Regions from separate parts of the Homo sapiens genome. Here region 1 is linked to region 2. Evidence: chromatin loops called from intact Hi-C (ENCODE). Cell type or tissue: MCF 10A. All regions are shown on one strand. Each heading gives the region's core, and the rest is flanking DNA. Links, peaks and the distances in the headings are about the cores only. Region 1 overlaps SDK2 (sidekick cell adhesion molecule 2). Region 2 overlaps CPSF4L (cleavage and polyadenylation specific factor 4 like).

Region 1 (9,088 bases), core at 2,382-7,381, 170 kb after region 2:
TACCTACCTCCCTGCAGCGTCCACTCGGTGACTTTACTGCTGTAGACCCCCAGCCCAGCGCTGTTGTAAGCAGCCACCTCGATCTCGTAGTTGGTCCAAATGATGAGATCCTCCAGCAGCAGGTTGTTCACATCAGCATCCGTGATGTTCTTAAACTGGTACCCCACGGGCAGCCCGGCCAGGCAGTACCTGAGGGGAAGAGGCGAGGCACAGTGGAGTCAGAGTCAGCTTCCTTGGCCTCGTACCCAGGAAATTGTCCAGAGCAGCGCTGTCCAATAGGACTTCCGGTGGTGGCGGAAGTGCTCTGCACCTGTGCTGTCCGACAGGGTGCCCGCCAGCACATGCAGCTGCTGAGCACTTGAAATGTGGTTAGTGCAACCGAAGAAATGAATTCAATTTTTTTTTTTTTTTGAGACGGAGTCTTGTTCTGTCACCCAGGCTGGAGCGCAGTGGCGCAATCTCGGCTCACTGCAACCTCTGCCTCCCAGATTCAAGTGATTCTCCTGCCTCAGCCTCCCTGAGTAGCTGGGATTACAGGCATGTGCCACCACACTGGCTAATTTTTGTATTTTTAGTAGAGACAGGGTTTCACCATGTTGGCCAGGATGGTCTCGAACTCCTGACCTCAGGTGATCTGCCTACCTCACTTCAGCCTCCCAAAGTGCTGGGATTATAGCATGAGCCACTATACCTGGCCTGAATTAGAATTTGTTTTAGTTTTGCTTATAGTTGACCCTTGAACAACACAGGTTGGAACTGTACAGGTTGGCGTACACACAGAACTATTATTTTATTTTATTTTTTTAGATGGAGTCTCGCTCTTTCACCCAGGCTGGAGTGCTATGGCATGATCTTGGCTCACTGCAACCTCCACCTGCCAGGTTCAAGCAATTCTCCTGCCTCAGCCTCCCAAGTAGCTGGGACTACAGGCATGCGCTCCCATGCCTGGCTTATTTTTTGTATTTTTAGTAGAGATGGGGTTTCACTATGCTGGCCAGGCTGGTCTCGAACTCCTGACCTCGTGATCCACCTGCCTCAGCCTCCCAAAGTGCTGGGATTATAGGCGTGAGCCACCATGCCCAGCTACACAGAGTTTTAAAAATAAACATATCAGAAAAAGTTTTAGAGATTTGTGACAATTTGAAAAAACTCGCAGATGAATCACATGGCCTAGAAACATTGAAAAAATTAAGAAAAAGTTATATCATAAATGCATAAAAATATACGTGTTAATCGACTGGTTATAGGTGTGGCTTCTGGCTAGCAGTAGGCTATTAGTATTTAAGTTTTTGGGGAGTCAAAAATTATATGTGGATTGGGCCGGGCATGGTGGCTCGTACCTATAATCCCAGTGCTTTGGGAGGCCCAGGCAGGTGGATCACTTGAGGTCAGGAGTTCGAGACCAGCCTGGCCAAAAAGATGAAATCTTGTCTCTACTAAAAAAAAAAAAAAATTAGCCGGATGTGGTGGCACATGCCTGTAGTCCCAGCTACTCGGGAGTCTGAGGCAGGAGGATCACTTGAGCCCAGGAGGTGGAGGTTGCAGTGAGCTGAGAGTACGCCACTGCACTCCAGCCTGGGCAATGGAGTGAGACCCTGTCTCAAAAAAAAAAAAAAGAAAATAAATTATACATGGATTATCAACCGTGAGGGGGTGAGCACCCCTAGCCCCCACACTGTTCAAGGGTCAACTGTAATTTAAGTAACCAGAGCTAGCTAATGGTTACCTTACTGGGTAGCAGAGGTCTAGGGGATGTGTCTGGACTATTCTATTTGATGGGGGAGGATTGCTAACCAGGGGCACTGAGAGGTCCCAGGGCAGAACTTGCAGGTCTCAGCCTTGGAGGGGTCATGGACTGGAGAGCTGTCCCTGAAGCCTGGGCTCATTTTCTTTCCTCCTCTAGGATACAAGGCTCCCTCTTCTGAAAGTTACTCGCCCAGGTGGAATGAAACACCTGGGCTACCTACTCGACCCATTTCTACCTCCACTGGCAAAAAGAACTCACAGCACTAAAGAAGTAAATGTGTACAAGCAAATTTTGGGGGTCAGACACAAAGGATGGGTCATTCATTTGAGAAACACGATGCATATATAATTCAGCATCTAATTATTGGAAAATTAAGGACCTCAAAGTATTCTGATGCATTACAATGCCCTAAAACACTGCTTCTCTAAACCTGAAGATGCATCAAAGTCTCCTAGATGAGTTTTTTTTTTTTTTTTTTGTTTTTAGATGGAGTCTCGCCCAGGCTGGAGTGCAGTGGTGCGATCTTGGCTCACTGCAACCTCTGCCTCCTGGGTTCAAGTGATTCTCCTGCCTCAGCCTCCTGAGTAGCTGGGACTACGGGTGTGTGCCACCATGCCCAGGTAATTTTTGTATTTTTAGTGAAGATGGGGTTTCACCATATTGGCCAGGATTGTCTCAATCTCCTGACCCCGTGATCCACCCGCCTTGGCCTCCCAAATTGCTGGGATTACAGGCGTGAAACACCACGCCCGGCCTGAAAGATTTTTTTAAAAGCAAAGGTTTCTAAGCCTATCCTTAAAGTTTCTGGTTTGGTAGGTCTTGGAGAGACTTGATAATTTGCATTTCTGACCAGTTCTCAGGTTAGGCTGATGCCATGGGTGCTGGGACCACACTTTGAGAACCACCGCCCTTCAGGATTAGTGAAAAACCCACAACAAAATTAACCAATAGTGGAGCAGTTAAACCCCTGTGAGGGTGTGTACATGCAGGAATGAGACACACGAAGTTGCATAGCATTTTGTAGCCAGAATCTAGAATATCAATGAGAGTTCTCAGTAACCTCAGATAACTTATGAATTTGAACTTATGAATACCACATTTTAGTGACCCTTAATGACTCCCATTTAGGTTACTAGAAGAGTAGTCCCTCAGTCAAATGCAAAGATAAGGGTCTGTATAACTGGGCTTCATTTCCAGTAATAACCAAAGAAAGAACTTTCACTTTTCCATCAATTCTTCGGCCAGCTGGTTTCTCCACTCACGGGTCAAGAGAATTCTGGCCTGTGATGGAATATTCGCGGCTTCCCAGAGCGTTGCCCCTTGGAAAGTTACTTATTTCTTCTCCTGTCTCCTTGTAGGCCTGTTCCTATGTCAGCCCATATAGCCTCCCCTCTCACGCATTCCTCGCTGGTGTCCAGGGGTCTTGCCACTGGAAGTTCTACTAGGTGTCCAACCTAAATCCTTCCTACCACTGAGTAGGCATTTCTTGTTACCTAGTCCTTCCTAGATGGCGAAGGGCCTGCCATGAATTTGCACTGTTTTCCAGTCCACTCCCGATCTTCCCCCATGCCTTTCCCCTTGGGACTGGGCTCCTGTCCCCAGGGTGGACACCCACCTGATGATGTAACCCTTGAGAATTCCATTCTGGTGGCTCTCAGGAGGCGGCTGCCACTGGATCATGATGGACTGGTTGGTTCGACCGCTGGCGATGACGTTCTGTGGAGGGGCCGTGGGGGGCTCCTCGGGGAGGGAGACCCTGGATCACAAAACACCAATGCTCTTAGTCTTGGGGTCAAACACAGGAGTTGAATGGGATATGAGAAGGCTGAACCCTGGCCTGCTCTGACTCTGGATAATTCGGTACAACTGCTGTGTGCATCTGGGCAAGTTACCTGACTTCTCTGAGCTTGTTCTATAAAAGAATTATAATAAAGCTCTACTTGCCTGCCTTATGAGACTAGTTGAGGCTCAAATGATACTACATATATAGTCTCTGTGTATATGTGGATATATGTATATGTCTTTTAAAAACTATAAGGCCAGATGCTGTGGCTCATGCCTGTAATCCCAGCACTTTGGGAGGCTGAGGCAAGAGGATTGCTTGAGGGCCAGAGTTCAAAACCAGCCTGGGCAACATGGCAAGACCCTGTCTCTACCAAAAAAAACAACAAAAAAAACCCAAAAAAACTCCCTCCTGGTGACTTGCACCTGTAATCCCAAATACCTGGGAGACTGAGGTGGGAGGATGGCTTGAGCCCAGGAGGTTGAGGCTGCAGTGAGCTGTGTTTGCATCACGGAACTACAGCCTGGGAAACAGAGACCCTGTCTCAAAAAAAAAAAAAAAATTAATGTACATGTTTTTGGTGCCGTTGAGGGATGTAAGTTTCAGTTTCCTATTTGTCAAGGAAGCTGCTGTTGGGGCTGATGAGGTCATGAGTGTCCAAGTGTTCTATAAGCAGAAATGTTGGTCACATCCCACTGGTCAGCTGCTGGTGTACCTTAACTAGGCCTCCTTTGCTGGCCAGCTGAGCCCCAGGCAGGAGCAGGGCGGGCATGGCGTGTGAGGGAGAGAGCCAAGGACACCCACCCTGCCTCGGGGAGCCAAGCGCGACAGCACGTCTTTCTCTGGCATTGCTGGGGGATGCTGTGTTCTGCCTAAGTGTACTTTTCACATCACGGACACGTGTCCACTCCAAACAAAAGTTAATTATTTTTGATGGATGACTTTCCCTTTTTGTTTATGTTTTTGCTTTTTGATGGATAGCTTTCCTAAGCATGCTGCTCGCTCCCGTGTTTTATTTGAGAGAGTTTTGCTCTTTCGCCCAGGCTGGAATGCAGTGGCATGATCTCACCTCACTGCAACCTCTGCCTCCCGGGTTCAAGCAATTCTCCTGCCTCAGCCTCAAGAGTAGCGGGATTATGGGTGCCTGCCACCAGGGCTGGCTAATTTTTATATTTTTAGTAGAGACGGGGTTTCATCATGTTGGCCAGGCTGGTTTTGAACTCCTGACCTTAGGTGATCCACCTGCCTCTGCCTCCCAAAGTGCTGGGATTACAGGCATGAGCCACTGCACCTGGCCCGCTCCTGTGTTTTTGTAGAGGCTGGGGTAAGGGTGATTTGGCCTTTTTCTTTTTTGTTTTTGAGGAAAGATTTCACTCTTGTCCCCCAGGCTGGAGTGCGGTGGCACGATTTCACCTCACTGCAACCTCCGTCTCCCGGGTTCAAGCAATTCTCCTGTCTCAGCCTCCTGAATAGCTGGGATTACAGGCACGTGCCGCCATGCCTGGCTAATTTTTGTATTTTTAGTAGAGATGGGGTTTCACCATGTTGGCCAGGCTGGTCTCGAACTCCTGACCTCAAGTGATCCGCCCCCCTCAGCCTCCCAAAGTGCTGGGATTACAAGCGTGAGGATTTGGCCTTTTTCTTGGTGACTCAGGGCGGTTTGCATGAAGGTACATTAGGAAGGTGAGTCAGTGTGATGCGGTGCAGCCGCAGGGCAGGAGAAGTTGCAGGGTAGCTTCCCCTACACTTTCAGCCTCTCTGTTGTTGGGATTGTGTATCTCCAGATGCACTGGGGCTATGTCTGTTCATTCCCTGTCCTCCCTCCAGTGGTCCAAACGTGGCATGGCACACGGTAGCTGCTCAGTAAACAGTGAGTATGTAAATCCCCCTGTAACTGCTCTCCACACGGGCTGCCACCTGCCACTGCTCCCTCCCGTGAGATTGTTTGACCCCAGTGGTGCTACCTTAGTACAAGCCAGAGAGACCCAAGCTCATTGCAACTGTGGCAAAACCACCATGATTGATTTAAGCCCCAGGCGTCTTTCAAAGAGCCAAGTGCAAGGCTTTGCGCACGTGATTTGTATCACGGTTGTTCTGACCTCTCCCATGACATCTTTCTTGCTAGAGGTGGCTGCTTGTTCTACGGAGCTGGAGAGGATAGAATTCTCCTTCTACATAGATGGGTATCACCGTGTGATGTTTTTATATGAAGCATCTGCAGCTTTTATTCAATTTCCATCTTTTTTTTTTTTTTTTTTTTTTGAGACAGTCTTGCTCTGTCATCCAGGCTGGATCTCGACTCACTGCAACCTCTGCCTCCCTGATTCAAGGGATTCTTGTGCCTCAGCCTCCCGAGTAGCTGGGATTACAGGCGCCCACCACCACACCCAGCTAATTTTCATATTTTAGTAGAGACTGGGTTTTGCTATGTTGGCCAGGCTGGTTTCGAACTCCTGACCTCAGGTGATCCGCCCGCCTCAGCCTCCTGACGTGCTGGGATTACAGGTGTGAGCCACCGTGCCCAGCAATTTCCATCATTTTATAAAAGCTTTGCGGGAACCCTAGCAGGGCCTGGCGTCGTGCAAGACATGGATATGGAGATCTGTGTAGATCCTGTATCTCTGGAATTTTGCATCCATTTAACAATGACAGCAGCCCATGCGGATGTGGAGTGGAAGGAGGTGAGCCTTTTTGCTTGCACAGCTCCCAGTAACTGGGATGACTACATTTGGTTGGTGCTCACCGCGTTCCCCAGTGCCCTACTCAGAGCACCCCATTTAACCTTTGCAACATCCTGGTGAGGCACTCATCAGGATTGCTCTCCCCTTCTACAGAGGCGGAAGCCTAGAGGGGGCCAGGAGGAGCTGAGCCAGAATCTGCCACATCGGTTTCGGCTGCAGCCCCTGCCTGTTGGAGTCCTGGCGACGCCCCTGTAGAGCGCCAGTGCCCTCACCTCTCGGTGTCTTTGCTGAACTGTCCTTTCCCCACGTCGTTGACGGCACAAAGACGGAACTGGTAGGAGCGTGCAGGAACCAGGCCCTTGACTGTCACTGAGGTAGCTTTGGGGTCCACACTGGCCAGGAGTACAGTCCAGGGGGCATCTGCAGGGACAGTGAGTGGGGCAGAAGTGGGTATCTTGGGTGGGATGAAGCATGCTTCTTACTCCCCACTCCCAGCAGGGTCCAGCTTCACTGGGGCTGGCAAGAGAGAGCCTCCCCAGCTTGGTGCAGGAGTGGCCCGCCATGCCATTTTTCTAGGTCCCATTAGCTCACACGACCCTGGGGAGGAGACGGTGGAGGGTGCCGGAGGAAAGTAAGGGCTTATGGGAACTGAGATGCATTTGTCTCCCCCACTACCCCCCACAAATTGATGAGCTCTAGGCAAGCTGTGTTTAAAATGCCATTCAGGCTGGGTGTGGTGGCTCATGTCTGTAATCCCAGCACTTTGGGAGGCTGAGGCGGGCAGATCACCTGAGGTCAGGGGTTTGAGACCAGCCTGACCAATATGGTGAAATCCCATCTCTACTAAAAATACAAAATTAGCTGGGCATGGTGATGTATGCCTGTAATCCCAACTACTTCGGAGGCTGAGACAGGAGAATCACCTGAACCCGGGAGGCAGAGGTTGCAGTGAGCCGAGATGGCACCATTGCACTCCAGCCTGGGTGACAAGTGTGAAACTCCGTCTCAAAAATGAATAAATAAATAAATAATAAATAAATAAAATGCAATGCGAATTATGCCTGCTCATTTGACTTGGGGAATACATAAATAAATAAATAATAAATAAATACTGGCCATTTTCTTTGCAGCTTCTGCTGTGCCAGGCCCTGAGTTAAGCACCTTTTGTGCGTCATCTCTTTCAACTGTAACAGGGCCTGACAGGCAGATGCCTGTGTTTCCTTCAGAGATGGGAACGCTGAGGCTGCCAGAGGGAAGGATCTGCTCAAAGGCCCAGAACTAGGAAGCAGGAGAGCTGGGACCCCAGCCCAGGGCTGACTCCTAAGTCCAAGCTTGGGCGGGAGGTGTTGGAGGTGACCACGGGAAGCTTACTGTTCTCCGACATCTCCAGAATGTAGCGGATCAGGGGGCTGTTGCCATCAAAGGGCTTGGTCCACGTCAGGTTGATGGCTCGCCTTTCCACGGTGCTGAGAGTGGCCACTGGGTGCTCGGGCGCGTGGGGCAGTTGCCTGGAAAAGAGACACGTGGTCAGGCATCCCTATGTGGTCTGCAGGCAGGTGACGGGGGCGCTGTGGACACAGGTTGTGTAGGCCTTGACCTTCCATGATACCGCATGCTTAGACGTAAAATGTGGCCTTCGGGCCATCTACCTGGAGATTTTTCTCTCTGGAACCAGAGCCCTCCTGCTAAAGCCATCCTCACACCCCCCTGCTCTTGACGGAGGGCCTAACTGAGCTGAGAGAAAGGCCTGGAAGGATGCTGGGGGTATGTCCTGAGCAAAGCTGAACAGTTCAGGTCACACGTGGCCTGGGGATCTGAAAAAAGGGACTCGGCTGGCTCTGAGCATGCCAGTTGCTATTGCCTGGACCGCCTCTGCCGGGGTCTGGGAGGGCTGCCCTTACCTGACTCGCAGGTGGGCACTGCGAGAGTCGTTGCCTCCTGCTGAGATCACCCGGCAGGTGTACGTGCCGATGTCTCCCGACCACGTCTGTGAGATGTGCAGGGAGCCGTTTCTGTCCAGGCGGATACGAGGATGGCTCTCCGTGCCCAGGGTGGCCCCGTCCTTCTCCCAGATGTACCTAAAAGTAAGAAGAACCCGTAAGTACAGAGGGAGAGGAAGGTACCTTGGGAGTGGGCCTAGCCTGAAGCTTGTCCCGAGAAAATAGCTCCAAAGCTGGGCAGAGGACAACTGCAGGCAACAGCCAGGCAGGACACTGGGATCGGGGAGCGGGACACTGTTGAAGGCCAAACAGTCTGGAAGCCCATCGTTCCTGCGGGGAGGGTGCAGGAGAGTGGGAGAGCGAACGCATTCAGTCATTATTGGTCGTTACACCTTCAGTTCAGGTTGGGTCAAAGCGTTGTTGCTTCTGGCCAGAAGCGCTTGCAAAACAGCCAGTGAAAGGTATTCTTCTGAAGAGGCTGAAAGATTACAGCTGAAAAAAGGAATGCAAGTTTCCTCATAGTCACATTTCTGAATTAGTTTTATGAGGGGAATCATTATATCAATGCATCAGTGTGACAAATTGACTATAGTGTCCAAAAAAATCCCTTTAGCTTCGGTCAGTCAATACAAATGGGGCTTGAGAAATTACACACGCATCAGTGCTTGACAATAAAAAATATCTTCTCTGAATTTGTTCTTGAGGAAATAGAACCATTATCATTGTCATCAACATACAGGGAGTGCCAGCCCTGGGGGGCAGGATGCCACACAATGAACCCAGGCGAGGTTGGCCTTGGTTCTCAGTACAAGTGTGAGGAACCCGGTGGTGGCTGAGATGCTTTGCAAATAGCCCCGTTCAGCTGGGGTACAGGGTGGGGGCCTGAGCTGCTGGCTCCCAGGACTATCTGGGTTTACATAATGTCAGATAACTAGGG
Region 2 (9,088 bases), core at 864-5,863:
TTCGCTGGGAACCATGCAGTGCTGCTGGGTGAGCTTCCCTGGGGAGCAGAAAGGAGTGGGAATAAAGGGATGAGGGATGACGGCACGTGCCTGCCTGCACTCACCTTCATGTAACTCGGGTTGAGTAAAAGATTCATCTTGGGACTAAGGGAAGTGGAGAGAGAGACGATTACAGCCCAGCTCTCGCCCTCCCATCTTCTGCTCATTAACATGCTCTGCGCCAGCCTGCTGCAGATTTCATATTTCAGAACCCTGTAGGGAAGTTGCCCTCCCTTAGCCAGGGCGTGAGGGAGAATTACAGAGGACTGGGGAGAAATGGGCATTAAGTGTTTCTTCTCTTATTACTAGAACAGTTTGTGAAAAGATCGACACCTATCCCCAGCATGAATACACATTAAGAGGATGGGTTAGAGTTCTGAGATTGCCAGGGTCAGGCAGTGGTGCCAGGAAAATACTGGAGCGGATGCTTGCCAGATGCTTCATTTTCCACTAAGGACCAGCGAAGGTATGGAAAGATCTAGAACTAGAAGGCCAGGCCTAGCACTCTGGTGGGAGTTGGTAACTGAGGGATCATACTTACTGAGCAAATTGGCACTTGGGTCCCTCGGGGCAGAAGCCAACTAAATAGTTGAGACACATTATTCTGGGGACATGGCGGTATTTACACAGAGGACCTGCTGAGCAAAGAGAAAGTGATGAGAAGGATCCGCTTCAGCAAGAGGGGAAAACACACATGAAAAAGCTCCCTAGGAAGGGTGTGGATGGTCATAGGGGCTTCACTTAATAGGGGTGGATAAATCTTCCCATCCTTTCTGTACCACCCTAAAGCATCCACTTCTAGCCATGAGACAGGGATGGGGAAAAGGAACCTTGGAATGTGCTGGAGCAGGTGTCAGCTGGCAAGTTCTGAAATAGAGTTGGAAATGTCACTGACATGCTGTGTCCTGGAGGACTGCATGGATATGAACCACACTTTGTTGCCTTTTATTTATTTAAGTATGGGAGGTACAGCTGAGAAAAAGCTGACCTGGCCGGGTGGGGTGGCTCACACCTGTAATCCCAGCATTTGGGAGGCCAAGGTGGGTGGATCACTTCAGCCCAGGAGTTCGAGACCAGCCTGGGCCACATGGTGAGACCCTGTCTCTACTAAAAATACAAAAATTAGCTGGGCATGGTGGCACACACCTGTAACCCCAGCTACTTGGGAGGCCGAGGCAGGAGAATTGCTTGAACCTGGGAGGTGGAGGTTGCAGTGAGCCAAGATCGCACCACTGCACTCCAACCTGGGTGATAGAAAGAAAAAAGCTAACCCCACAATCCTACTGATCTTCTCAGCAGCCCTCACCCCCGCCCAGATCCCTAAAACCAACAGCACTAAGAACTCCGTAAGAAAAACCTATCTGAAGACAAAGGAGAGGGAGAAACCCTGTTGCTTAGGGCATGGGAACCCTGCTGGGGTAAGCTGCCTCTTAAATTTGGCTGGCAGCAATGGGAAAGGTAGGACATGCTTAAGCAACACTCAGGACCCCCCAGGTGGGTAAGTGGAATGCGGAAGAGAGCACACATGAACTAAGCGTCTCCTATGGGCCTGACCCTGTGTCAAGAGCTTCCTGTGTGGTTCAGTAACTTGGAGAAAGGCATGCAGCTGATACATGCTGAAGGTAGGATTTGAACCCAAGTCAGTCTGCCTCAAGCCTGTTATGGCCCCACACCAGGCTGTGTTTTGTGTGTCACAGCAGAGCTGGAGGAGAACTACAGAAAGGCCTTCTATTTGGGGTTTCTCCAAGGCACAGCCTCATCAGGAAAATGGCCCCTCCCCTGCTGAGAGCTCCCACCCTGATCCCCACAGCCCCTAGGGCTCCCTGGCTTCCAAGGCCTCACCGTCCTTGCAGAAACCTTGGTCATACCAAGGACAGTCCTGGGACTTGAAAGCTGGCTTCACATGGAGGAAGGAACACTCCTTGTTGCTGCAGTCACCTGAAAATCCCAGCACTCTCTGTAGAAGCAGTTTCTCTTTGTGATCACTTCTGTGTCCCCAAACCAGATTGACCTTGCCCCTCACAAACACAGAAGACACTGGCCTTTATTCTGGGAGTCACCAGCTTTTTGAAGATGGAAAGTATGCCTAATCCTTGCTGCAGTCTAAAAAGGGTGGATCCCAGTCCTATTTGCTAAGCAGGGCATGGTCTGAATATACACCTCTGGAAGAGTAAGAGTGAGGGACCCCAGATGGAGAAGGAGGCACTGGAACTGAAGGCCATTAGAGGCTAGCAGGAACAAGGAGAGCCGAGAAGGCCTGCGACGTTAAGTGGAGATATTTCCATGTCGCTGTAACTGCAGCCCCCTCTTCATCTCTACTACAAAACCCATGCTGCCTGCAGAGCCTAGGGAAGCTGTTCCCCTTGGTGGAAATGCAAAGAAAAGCAGAGCCCTGCTCAAGGTGGCACAGGTATGAAAAGAAACATTCTACAGAGTGGGCACCTGCATTATACTAAGCCTGCGTCATCATCTCTCTATGGATTAGACCAAGTCTCAGGTTTAGTTTATTTCCTACAGGGAGCCAGCCCAGTAGGCCCAGGCTACCCAAGTGTCATTATTATTATTATTATTTTGAGACAGGGTTTTACTCTGTTGCCCAGGCTGGAGTGCAATGGCGCAATCTTAGCTCACTGCAACCTCCGCCTCCCGGGTTCAAGCAATTCTCCTGCTTCAACCTCCCAAGTAGCTGGGATTACAGGCATGTGCCACCACGCATGGCTAATTTTTTGTATTTTAGTAGAGATGGGGTTTCACCATGTTGGCCAGGCTGGTCTTGAACTCCTGACCTCGTGATCCGCCCACCTTGGCTTCCCAAAGTGCTGGGATTACAGGTGTGAGCCACCACGCCCGGACCCAGGTGTCATTTTAAGAGCTCTCTTAGATTTCTCTTAGGAAGAAAGCTCTGAAGGAAGCATGGGGGAAGATTCATCCCACTTTCACTTCATTCAAGTTGAGAACTCATGAATCTTTCCAACTTCATCCTCCTTAAATGTCTACAGCTCAGTGCTTTTCAGAGCTGAAGGAGCGTCGTAGCGTCTATTCCACTGATTTTCAAATTGCTCCAGGAAGATCTATTTTATACACTGGGCCTCTACAGAGCAAGGTTTCGCCTAAAGGAAAGTACCCCTAGGCCAGGCACAGTGGCTCATGCCTGTAATCCCAGCACTTTGTGAAGCCGAGGTGGTGATCCTTAGGATCACCTGAGGTCAGGAGTTTGAGACCAGACTGGCCAACATGGTGAAACCCCATCTCTACTAAAAATACAAAAATTAGCCAGGTATGGTGGCACGTGCCTGTAGTCCCAGTTATTCAGGAGGCTGTGGTGGGAGAATCGCTTGAACCTGGGAGGCAGAGGTTGCAGTGAGTCGAGATTGTGCCATTCCATTCCAGCCTGGGCAACAGTGCGAGACTCTGTCTCCAAAAAAAGAAAAAAAAAAAAAAAAAAGGAGAGTACCCCTGATTCCTAAGAGTTTAAAACCACCATTCTTTCCCAGCCCTCTCATTTCACAGAGAACGCCAGGGCTCAGAGAGGGGAAAAGGCCACATCCATTTCATTCAGCTTCCTCACGTTCATGAAGGGTTCATTTGTTCATTGTCAGTATACAGCACTGGGCAGAGTGCTGACTCTGGGCTTGAGCTTTCTAATGAATCAAAGTGACATCACCCCCTAGGTGATGCTGGCCAGCATTTGATGGATGGAGATAACAGAAAGTCATCTACACTGGTTGCCGTTCTGCTGCGTGCACGTCTCTGCATTCCTGGCCTGGCCAGCAGGTGGCAGCAGCACCTCAGCCTTCAATCCGCCTTTCAGAGACGGGGGTACTGGGCTGAAGACCCCGGACACCAGTCCCTTCCAGTGACTCTGTCCCACTCCTACACCTCCCCAACAACACTCTGATTCCAATTAGAGTGATCATCACTTTGATATTCGAAAGCCATATGCATTCATTTACTGTAAGAACAGTAGATTACATCTTGTAATCATGGGCTTACAAGTCTGTCCTCTACTAATTGGAGTTATCTGGGGGCGGAGGGGGACCTGGTCCTGTTCCTGTATCCATGCCCAGGAGCACCTGATCCCCAAACAAACACCGAGGGCTATTGAGGGAATAACTAAGTAGGTGGCATTTTATTACTAAAGTCACAGAATGCTAGGCAGTGACCAAGGGGAACTTGGATAAACATTGTCCTTTCAGGGGAGACATGGGGGCAGCTCTCAGGAACTGCCATGCCTTTGCCTCCCAGGAGCAGGCAGGAAATGGAATATTAGCCTGGGTGGGGCTCTGACTGGCCTAGGCAATGCTTTGCCTCCTTCTCAGGTACCCAGGACCCTCCCATTGGCACTAATGAGGAGCAGCCGCTTGGGGGGCCCTGAAGCTGGCTGCAGCCACATTTGGAAGCCAAGCCTCCTGAGTCAGGGGCATCCAGGGGATTCTGCCAGCTCTCTCTTTGTAGGTCACTCTTTATGGAATACAGTTGGAAAACCACTGGACTAGATAATCCGTAAGGCTCCTTCCAGCTCCGAAAAGCTCTGAGCTGTAGAATCGTATTGTGAAGGGTGAGACCTGAAGCACATTTACAAATTCCTTTCTTAAGTAAGCGGGAAAGTGGCTGCAGCTGCCCCATAAACAGTCCCTTGATTAAAAGGACAAAGGAGGCCGGGCACCGCAGCTCACACCAATAATCCCAGCACTTAGGGAGGCCAAGGCAGGTGGATCACCTGAGGTCAGGAGTTCAAGACCAGCCTGGCCAACGTGGCAAAACCCCGTCTCTACTAAAAATATAAAAATTAGCCGGGCATGTTGGTGGGTACCTGTAATCCCAGCTACTCAGGAGGCTGAGGCAGGAGAATGGCTTGAACCCGGGAGGTGGAGATTGCAGTGAGTCAAGATCACGCCACTGCACTCCAGCCTGGGGGACAGAGCAAGACGCTGTCTCAAAAAAATATATAAAAATAAATAAAAGGACAAAGGATGCCTTGAAGCCAGAGGGAGGTAAGATGCTGGTCCAGGCTTGACCGCACAAGATGACTTTAGGTGCTAGACCTCTGAACCTCATGGATTTATGTTTACAATGACCTTTGATTTCCAACAAGTGATGCTAGTTCTCCGTTTATGGAAACAATGCAAAGTTTCTTCTAAAGTAAGAGTTAAAATAGCAAGACCGTTGGAAGAGCAGACAGTGGTGCTGGGGCTTTGAGGGTACAGCAGGCATCGTGAATGTGGCTCTGAAGGCCTGATATTCGAGAAGTTCTAGCCGGGGCCTGAGAGATGGCTCATTTGAGACATTTCAATATAGTCAGGCTGGGTGTGTGATGAACCAAGAATGGGGAGAGAAACAATCCCTTCTTCCCTTTTGGGGGTATCTGGTATGCACCTTGATCCAGGGGGCAGTAAAGGGCAGGGACTTCAGGGTGCACTTCTGCTTGTCTAGGGGTTTGGAGAACAGACACCTGAGACTCAGACAGGTCTCTCTGGCCTCCAGGGACATGTCCAGCCTCCTCTGCGTGCCCGCTCCTCTAGAAACCTTCCCATCTCACAGCCCACACTGCCACCCTCCAGGGTGAGGCACCGAGCCAGGAAGAGGCCTTACCAAACTTGGAGTAGAAGTAGCACTCAGGCATCCTGGTGAGGTCATACTGGTGCAGGAACTTGCAGTGATCACCCTTCTTGCAGAGCCCCCGGAGCCAGTGCTTGCATACCACCATCTTCTCCCCTCGGTCATGTCGGAAGGGGCAGAGTTTCCCTGGAGATGCCAGAGCACCTGGCTGGGAGGCCCCTCATCCACAGCCTGGGCCCAGCTCAGCCCTCCAGGGGATTCCCCAGGAGGGTACCTGACTCAGTCCCCAGCGGCTGTCCCCTTATCCCTTCACCTGGACCCTGTAGGGGCTGGAACTGGGAGCCGAGGCAGCATGAAGGGAGAGCTTTTTTTTTTTTTTTGAGACAGAATCTCGCTCTGTCGCCCAGGTTGGAGTGCAGCGGCGCGATCTTGGCTCACTGCAAGCTCCGCCTCCTGGGTTCACGCCATTCTCCTGCCTCCATTTCCTGAGTAGCTGGGACTACAGGCGCCAGCCACCACGCCCTGCTAATTTTTTGTATTTTTTAGTAGAGACAGGGTTTCACCGTGTTAGCCAGGATGGTCTCGATCTCCTGACCTTGTGATCTGCCCACCTCGGCCTCCCAAAGTGCTGGGATTACAGGCGTGAGCCACCGCGCCCAGCCAAGCTCTTGTTTTTGAGATGGCGTCTCGCTCTGTTGCCCATGCTAGAGAGCAATGGCACGGTCTCAGCTCACTGCAACCTCCACCTCCCAGGTTCAAGTGATCCTCCTGCCTCAGCCTCCCAAGTAGCTGGGATTACACCTGCAACTACACCCGGCTATTTTTTTTATTTTTAGTAGAGACGGGGTTTCACCATGTTGGCCAGGCTGGTCTCGAACTCCTGATCTCAGGTGATCCATCCGCCTCAGCCTCCCAAAGTGCTGGGATTACAGGCTTGAGCCACCGTGACTGGCCAGGGCAAGCTCTTCTTAAAGCACAGCTGTTCCCACTACCACACCTTTGCCCATCCTTCCCATCTGCCTGGAGTGCCATGCCCTTCTCCAGGGAAGTACCTGGGCTCAGAACAGCTGCCTCCTTTTCATTCCCAGAGTGCCTAACACCCCCTCTCGTCCTGCCAGGGAGCGGGGCCAGGCTTTCCAGCCCAGAATCCCCACACCCAGCCCAGCCCCTGGCACATAGTAAGTGCTCAGTAAGGGTGTGTTGAATTCCCATCTTTAAAAACATCAAATGTTATGCTTCCCGATTCCAGAGACCTAACAGGGTGACAGAAGAGCCAACTTTGTAATGATTTATAAGGAATATTCCATGGAAATGTTACATTTAACTGCTTTATCATCTTCACTCAAGTCTGCCTTGCTATTAGCAGGAAGGACACCCAGTTCCTAAGTTTCTTTAATTTATTTATTTATTTGAGACAGGATCTTAGTCTGTTGCCCAGGCTGGAGTGCAATGGCAAAGTCATGGCTTACTGTAGCCTCAACCTCCTAGACTCAGGAGTTCTCCCATCTCAGCCTCCCGAGTAGCTGGGACTACAGGCATGCACCACCACACTGAGCTAATTTTTTTATTTTTTGTAGAGACAGGGCTTTGCCATGTCATCCAGGCTGGCAGTTCCTGAGTTTCTAAGCAGGTCCAGCCTCATGCCTGGCCAGTTCTCTGACATAATTTGGGGGCTAGGGGAGGTGTTCTTTCCATTTTTCCTTTTTTAAAAAAAAAAAATTATGTTTTGTAGAGATGGGGTCTCGCTATGTTGCCCAGGCTGGTCTTGAGCGATTCTCCAGCCTCTGCCTCTCAAAGTGCTGGAATTACAAGTGTGAGCCTACTCCCCCGGCCAAGGTGCTCTTTTTAAATACCCCTAACCTCCACCCCTGGCTATTGACTTGCTTGGTTCTGACCTTCCACCATAATAGCTTTCTTTCTTTGCAGAAGGGTGTTGCTAGGAACCACTGCTCTAGGGACTGGTTGGGCTGAGCTGAGGAGATGCCACTCAGTCCACATTGAGCCTGCAGGGTCCTGGGTGCACAAGGCCTTGGGCGACCAGTGATCCCATTTCCCTTCTCCCTGTATGGTCTAGGGCTGGCCCCAAGACAAACAAGGCAGGTGGGCGAACATGGCCCCAGGTCCTCCTTTCCTGGTCCCCTCCAGCCCCCCAGCTTCCAGGGACAGACTCATTTGGATCAGAAAACATGTCCTAAACTCTCACACCAGTGAGATTTCTTAACCTAAATGTATAGGCAAGCGGGAGGAAGACAGGGAAACCCTAAAACTGGAAGCCAGTTTTTTTTGGCAATTGTATATTTCTGTTGAAAGAGCCTCTACATGAGCCATGAGCCAGAAGAAAAGTTGAAAACTCTTATATTTGAATCAGGCCTTCCCAGAATGGCTGCATTTGGGGAGAGGGGCCTAGGAAGACAGTATTGACCCAAAGTCAGGGCAGGAGAGAAGTGGAGGATGCTTTTTGATAGCATTTCAAAGATGGTGGCAGGTGCTACCTCAGGGCATAGGGAATGGATGAGACAATTGACCAGTTTACAAACTGAGTCAGAGCAGGGGACTGGGGGAGAAGGATGCCTCTCTTCTAGCTGGGAGGAAATCAAGAAAAACATTAAGAAGCTGGAGCCTCCTGGGAATGCACAGGCCAAAGCTCAGACACACGCCCATCCCAGCAAGGCAGAAAGAAAAAAATACCCCTTTCCAGGCAGCCTGGTTACCCTGATGCGAACTGCAAACTATGAAGACTGCTGCTGAGGCGGGAAAATCTTAGGGGAGGGGCAGGCTGCTCGGTGGATCCAACCACTTATCCTTTGTCTACCTGTAAGTCTAAAATTCTGCTCCATGGCCGGGCATGGTGGCTCACGCCTGTAATCCCAGCACTTTGGGAGGCCCAGGCAGGTGGATCACCTGAGGTGAGGAGTTTGAGACCCGCCTGGCCAACATGACAAAACTCCATCTCTACTAAAAATGCAAAAATTAGCCGGGCTTGGTGGCATGCACCTGTAGTTCCAGTTACTCGGGAGGCTGAGGAAGGAGAATCGCTTGAACCCAGGAGGCAGAGGTTGCAGTGAGTTGAGATCACGCCAGATCACTCTAGCCTGGGCAACAGAGCGAGATTCCATCTAAAAATAAATAAATAAAATAAAAATAAAATTCCGTTCCATCCCAATTTTCCCTCCCCAGGTGCAAATTCGACACCCTATCCCAGGCCAGGCAGAGCCCCTGCTGGGTGTAGCTCAGACAGACCCTACACTCACCCAGCTTGGGGCCCAGGCCTGTCTGCTAACTCACCTTTCTCACAGAGCCCTTTAGTGAAGAAGTTGCACACAGCTGAGGCCGACTCTGGAAGGAGAAGAGGGAACGGAGAAGGTAGCTTCCCCAGAGGCTGCAGCTGTTCCGGAAGCCTCCACCTCCATCGGCATGTCCCACCTAGACCTCCCCCAGGCTCTGGCCTATGGGATCCCAAATCTGGGCCCTGTAGAGGTTAACCTGCAGA

Evidence for each region. Hi-C counts contacts between places; a loop is a spot of excess contacts. Peaks named below come from ENCODE experiments on the same cell type or tissue, not always from the same donor. Only the 100,000 strongest peaks of a DNase experiment are listed, where the experiment ranks them.
Region 1: a loop joins it to region 2, with 8 times the contacts of the local background. A loop is called at or near these places in 3 of 110 quality-filtered maps.

Annotation. Positions count from the first base shown.
Region 1 is chr17:73,415,804-73,424,891 of GRCh38, forward strand. SDK2 (sidekick cell adhesion molecule 2) reads right to left here. Exons shown (of 45, transcript NM_001144952.2): 13 at 8,113-8,289; 14 at 7,583-7,719; 15 at 6,484-6,631; 16 at 3,363-3,503; 17 at 8-189. Among named protein-coding and RNA genes, the nearest start is that of SDK2-AS1, 93 kb to the right of the region's middle. In MCF 10A, for the core only: no CTCF peak of the experiment used is centred there; a DNase peak (open chromatin) is centred at 5,248.
Region 2 is chr17:73,252,050-73,261,137 of GRCh38, forward strand. It overlaps CPSF4L (cleavage and polyadenylation specific factor 4 like), which reads right to left. Exons shown (of 6, transcript NM_001129885.1): 2 at 8,884-8,934; 3 at 5,632-5,784; 4 at 1,882-1,977; 5 at 581-674. Among named protein-coding and RNA genes, the nearest start is that of CPSF4L, 5.3 kb to the right of the region's middle. RefSeq lists an enhancer at 3,522-3,651. In MCF 10A, for the core only: a CTCF peak has its summit at 3,824 (motif pointing right); no DNase peak of the experiment used is centred there.